Linked DNA regions of Homo sapiens: region 2 is linked to region 1. A link is an interaction called in ENCODE POLR2A ChIA-PET data of the cell type or tissue named here. Cell type or tissue: GM12878. All regions are shown on one strand. Region 1 overlaps SGSM3 (small G protein signaling modulator 3). Region 2 overlaps ENTHD1 (ENTH domain containing 1).

What was found. ChIA-PET counts read pairs that join two places held together with the same protein. Peaks named below come from ENCODE experiments on the same cell type or tissue, not always from the same donor. Only the 100,000 strongest peaks of a DNase experiment are listed, where the experiment ranks them.
Region 2: POLR2A ChIA-PET joins it to region 1 with 12 read pairs; 2 of 35 experiments call an interaction of 5 or more read pairs at or near these places.

Annotation. Positions count from the first base shown.
Region 1 is chr22:40,375,724-40,378,223 of GRCh38, forward strand. The region is part of intron 1 of SGSM3 (small G protein signaling modulator 3); the gene reads left to right. It also overlaps a transcript of ADSL not described here. Among named protein-coding and RNA genes, the nearest start is that of SGSM3, 6.4 kb to the left of the region's middle. In GM12878, no CTCF peak of the experiment used is centred here; no DNase peak of the experiment used is centred here; H3K4me3 peaks cover 411 bases; H3K27ac peaks cover 342 bases.
Region 2 is chr22:39,859,035-39,861,534 of GRCh38, forward strand. The region is part of intron 3 of ENTHD1 (ENTH domain containing 1); the gene reads right to left. Among named protein-coding and RNA genes, the nearest start is that of ENTHD1, 33 kb to the right of the region's middle. In GM12878, no CTCF peak of the experiment used is centred here; DNase peaks (open chromatin) are centred at 1,017, 1,367 and 1,672; H3K4me3 peaks cover 1,270 bases; H3K27ac peaks cover 2,446 bases.

The DNA.
Region 1 (2,500 bases):
CTAATTAGCCTGCAAGCTAACACTCTAAAGACATGAAACAGGCTGGGCTTATGTCTGTAATCCCAGCACTTTGGGAGGCTGAGGTGGAAGGATCACTGAAGCCCAGGAGGTCAAGACCAGCCTGGGCAACATGGTGAGACCCTGCCTCTACAAAAAAATTTCTAAAAATTAACCAGATATGGTGGCGTGTGCTTGTGGTCCCACCTACTCAGGATGCTGAGGCAAGAGGATCACTTGAGCTCAGGAGATTGAAGCTGTAGTGAGCTGTGATCACACCACACACCACACACTCCAGCCTGGGTGACAAAGGGAGACCCTGTCTCAAAAAACTGGAAAAAAAAAAACAAGATATGAAAGAACAGATCATTTCCCTTTTCCCTCTCTTGTGTTTGAGTTTCGTTTGTAAATATCCTTAATTATGTGACTTGAGGATAGGGTTAAAGTCAAATTACCACTTTTTTTTTTTTTTTTTTTTTTTTTTTTTTTTGTCTTTTGGAAACAGTACGGTAGTCGGAGCACCAACAATGAAGTTCAACTTACGGCTCTGCTGCTTGCTTCCTTGCTTGTCTGCTTGCTTGATTGATTGACAGGGTTTTGCTCTGTTGCCCAGGTTGGAGTGCAGTGGCATGATCATAGCTCACTGAAACCTCAAACTCCTGGGCTCAAGAGGTCCTCCTGCTTTAATCTCATGAGTTGCTGTGATTACAGGTGCATGCCACTGCACCCGGCCTGGCTTTACCATTGTAAACTTCGAGAACTTACAAGTTATCTGTCATGCCTCATTTCTCTCACCTGCAAAAATGGAATAATTAGTGCTACTCATAGTAATAGCTAATATGTATTAGGTGTTTGCTATATATACCAGTCACAGTTCTAAGAATTTTATTTGTATTAACTCACAATCCTCACATCAACCCTATGTATTGCTAGTATTATGCCCATTTACAGGTGAGACAACAGTGACAGAAACAGTAATTTGCTAAAGATTGGTGGAGTCAGGATTAGAACTTAGTCTGACTCTAGAGTTTATGCTCATAATCTCCACCTTCATAGTTTTTTGTTTTTTTTAATTTAGCATATAATCAAGAAATAGAGTAGTTTTGAAGATTAAATAAAATCTATATAAAATGGCTGTGACAAGCATTTACGGTATTAAGTACTACAGTTAGCTTCGAGTTTACAAAGCATTTTGCACACATTTTCTTTGATTGTCATAGGAATAACCAAATATGCTTGTGACCATCACTGTCCGGCAGGAAACAGGCACACATTTGGTCACTTTCCCAGTCATGCAGCATGTGTGCAGACAGTGCCCTGGTGTTGCTCCTCCATATCTAGATCATGTGGAATTTGAAGCATCACATTTTGAGAAAATTTAGTAGACATAAGTTGTTTTGGCCTGTCCAGCATCCAATCCAGGTTCTTCTGGGGATAACAGCTCAATTTTGCTTTGGAGAACAGTTCATCCCTGACCAACTAGGTGGTAGGCACATGGCCCAGGTCAGGCCAACAGATGTTAGGCAAATAGATGCTTTCCTCCTTTAATTTGAATCTTAGGTTGAATGACACAGTAACAAAAGTTCAATAAACAGTTGCAGCTCCTTCATCACAACCACAGGCTAATTCCTAATATCTGGGCACTAGAGCTGCTGTTGTTTTCAACGAGCTGAGTCTTCAGCTTTTCCTTGGTTTTATGTCCTACTACATATCCTTCCAATACATTCCTGTCTTTCATAACTTAAGTTACCCAAAGTCAGTTTTGGTGGCTTGCAGCTGAGACACCTTTAACTTTTACATGGCATGAGGTCATGTCATGTAAGAGTTAAAATAGGCCTGGTGTCGTGGCTCACGCCTGTAATCCCAGCCCTCTGGGAGGCCAAGGCAGGCGGATCCATTGGGCTAAGGAGTTTGAGACCCGCCTGGGCAACATAATGGGAACCTGTCTCTACAAAAAAAAACTTTAAAAATTATAAATAGCTGGGCATGGTGGCATGTGCCTGTAGTCCCAGCTACTTGGGAGGCTGAGGTGGGAAGATTACTTGAGCTTGGGAGGTCAAGGCTGCAGTGAGCTGTGATCGTGCCACTGTACGCCAGCCTGGGTGACAGAGCAAGACCCTGTCTCAAAAAAAAAAAAAAAAAAGTTAAAATAATCAGCTAACTTTAACCTGAAGAGGAGAGAAATCTTGGAGAAGATGTGGGTATCTTCAAATGTCTGAAGTATGTAGAATACAAAGTACCCCTAAAAAGACCAAAGAGTAGATATTACTAGCAAACAGATTTCTGCCCACGTTAAAGCCTAAGGCAGGGCTATCCACAGGTGACAGACTGTCTTGGTATGTGGAAATAGATACATCCACTAAATTGTTCAAGCCAAGACAAGATGGTCACCTGGGAGGAGTAATATGGGTTTAGTAATCTAATGGGGACTGGGTGTGGTGGCTCATGCCTGTAATTCCACTGCTTTGGGAGGCTGAGGCAGGATGATCGCTTGAGGCCAAGA
Region 2 (2,500 bases), 520 kb before region 1:
CTTCTCCATCAGTACTTGCTGCTTCACTTTGTACTTGTGTGTTATGGTGACAGTTGCTTTCCTTGAACCTCATGAACCCACCTCTGCTAGCTTCAAGATTTTCTTCTGCAGTTTCCTCTTCTCTCTCAGTCTTTGCAGAATTAAAGACAGTTAGAACCTTGCTCTGGATTAGGCTTTGGCTTAAGTGATAATGGGGCTAGTTGGATCTTCTATCCAGACCATGCAACCTTTCTCTATAACAGCAATAAAGCTGTTTCCCATTCTTATCATTCCCGTATTCATTGGAGCAGCACTTCTAATTTCCTTCCAGAACTTTTCCTTTACATTCATAACTTAGCTAACTGTTTGGCACAAGAGGCCTACCTTTCAGCCTGTTTCGGCTTTCAACATGCCTTTCTCACTAAGTTTAACCATTTCTAGCTTTTGAATTAAAGTGAGAAACCTGCGACTCTTCCTTACACTTGAACACTTAGAGGCCATTGTAGGGTTATTAATTGGCTTAATTTCAATATTGTTGACCCTCAGGGACTAGGGAGACCCAAGGAGAGAGAGAGAGATCGGGATCAGTGAAGCAGTCAGAACACACATGACATCTATCAGTAAGTTCACTGGTCTTCTACAGCCATGGTTTGTGGTACCCCAAAACAATTACAACAGTAACATCTAAGATCACTGATCATAGATCACCATGACACATATAATAATAAGGAAAAAGTTAAAAATATTGCAAGAACTACCAAAATGTGACACAGACACAAAGTATGCACATGCTATCAGAAAAATGGTGCCAATAAACTTCTTGGGTACAGGATTGCCACAAACCTTCAATTTGTAAAATATACGTTATCTGTGAAGTGTAATTAAGCAAAGTGCAATCGATCGAGGTATGCCTGTATGTGGGTTGCTCCCTCACTTCATTCAGGTCTGTTTGAAGATTCACTTCCTCCAAAAGGCCCTCTCTCATTACGTGACCTAAAATAAACCCACCCCTGTCACTCTGTTCCCTGACCCTGCTTTCCTTTTCTTTACAGGACTTGTTATTATCTGACATATTTTATGCTTGTGACAGAGACATCCCAGTCTCTACCACTAGAATGTTAGTTCCATGATAAAAGAAAACTTATTTTACTCACTCCTATAGTTCCAAATTTCTGCTGAATATCCAAATTTTAAATAAATTCAATAATTATGTGTTTACAATGAAAGAAGAAAGAACTGACAAAAGAAAGGAAGAAGGAAGAGTAAGAAAGGTAACATCGAAGAAGCAAAAGTGGGGAAGAAACTCTGGATGAGTCATAATTGGTTATTCTTCTCTGTTACTCTGTTTTTAGCATCAGTTTGATTTAAAGGCTCCCATGAGAAAATTTCAGAATGAGTGGCTGTCTCTTTCGGAGATTTATTTCAAAAGAATCAGATCCCCTAAAGATCCCACCACTTTTAGAAGCCGGTAGGTAGTATTTGCTACTATAATTACAATGGCTACCCTCTTATAATGTCTCTCTCCAATCCCAAGTGTGGATGTTCACTCTATGTCTCACTGGGTGAACGTTTGAAACTCTTGATTAAGACAGAAAAGTACCTGAATGATTTTTAGCAAGCTTAACTTGTGTTGGTATTACTAGTAACATTGTTACATTTTTGCACTTAACTGACAGTTGGAATTATCTATTTGTACTGAATACAAAGGGACAGTTCTCTAAGTCACATTTCACTAATGTTTTTGCTTCCTCAAGCTGTCCATTTCTCATACACAACTTATCAACAGGGTTTCTACTGGAGAAGTTAGAGCAAAATGACATTTTTTAAAGTTTTAGCAAATTTGGTAGAAAAGATGATAGCATTTTTCTACTCATGTCTATTATAACATTATAAATAAATCCCTCTGTTATAAAAGTTCAGTAGTCCATATTTAAAGTTTTAAGCAAAGGAAAGGGTAAAAGGTATTGTCCTAGAATAATTTTAGAGCACTTTTAGGATTCTGAAGCATACTTTAGAAAATTTCAATTACTTGATTTATGTTACAGGATCAAAGAGACCTCATACGCACATAACTAGACACCTAGTCTTAGAAAACTGTACTCCTTCACTTTCCAGTTAAGGATAAAAAACTTAAAATTGAATCACGATGCCAAATAGGGTAGTCACTAGTTTAATACCTTAAAAGCTCAAAAACATTTTATTTGAATCAAAGATAACTGCATTCAGAAAACAGTCATAAAACTGGGCTGGGCACAGTGGCTCACGCCTATAATCCCAGCACTTTCGGAGGCCAAGGCAGGAGGATCACTTGAGGTCATGAGTTCGAGACCAGCCTGGGCAACATGCTGAAACCCTGTCTCTACTAAAAATACAAAAATTAGCTGGGCATGGTGATGGGTGCCTGTAATCCCAGCTACTCAGGAGGCTGAGTCAGGAGAATTGCTTGAACCCAGGAGACAGAGGTTGCAGTGAGCTGAGATAGTGCCACTACACTCCAGCCTAGGAGACAGAGCAAGATTCC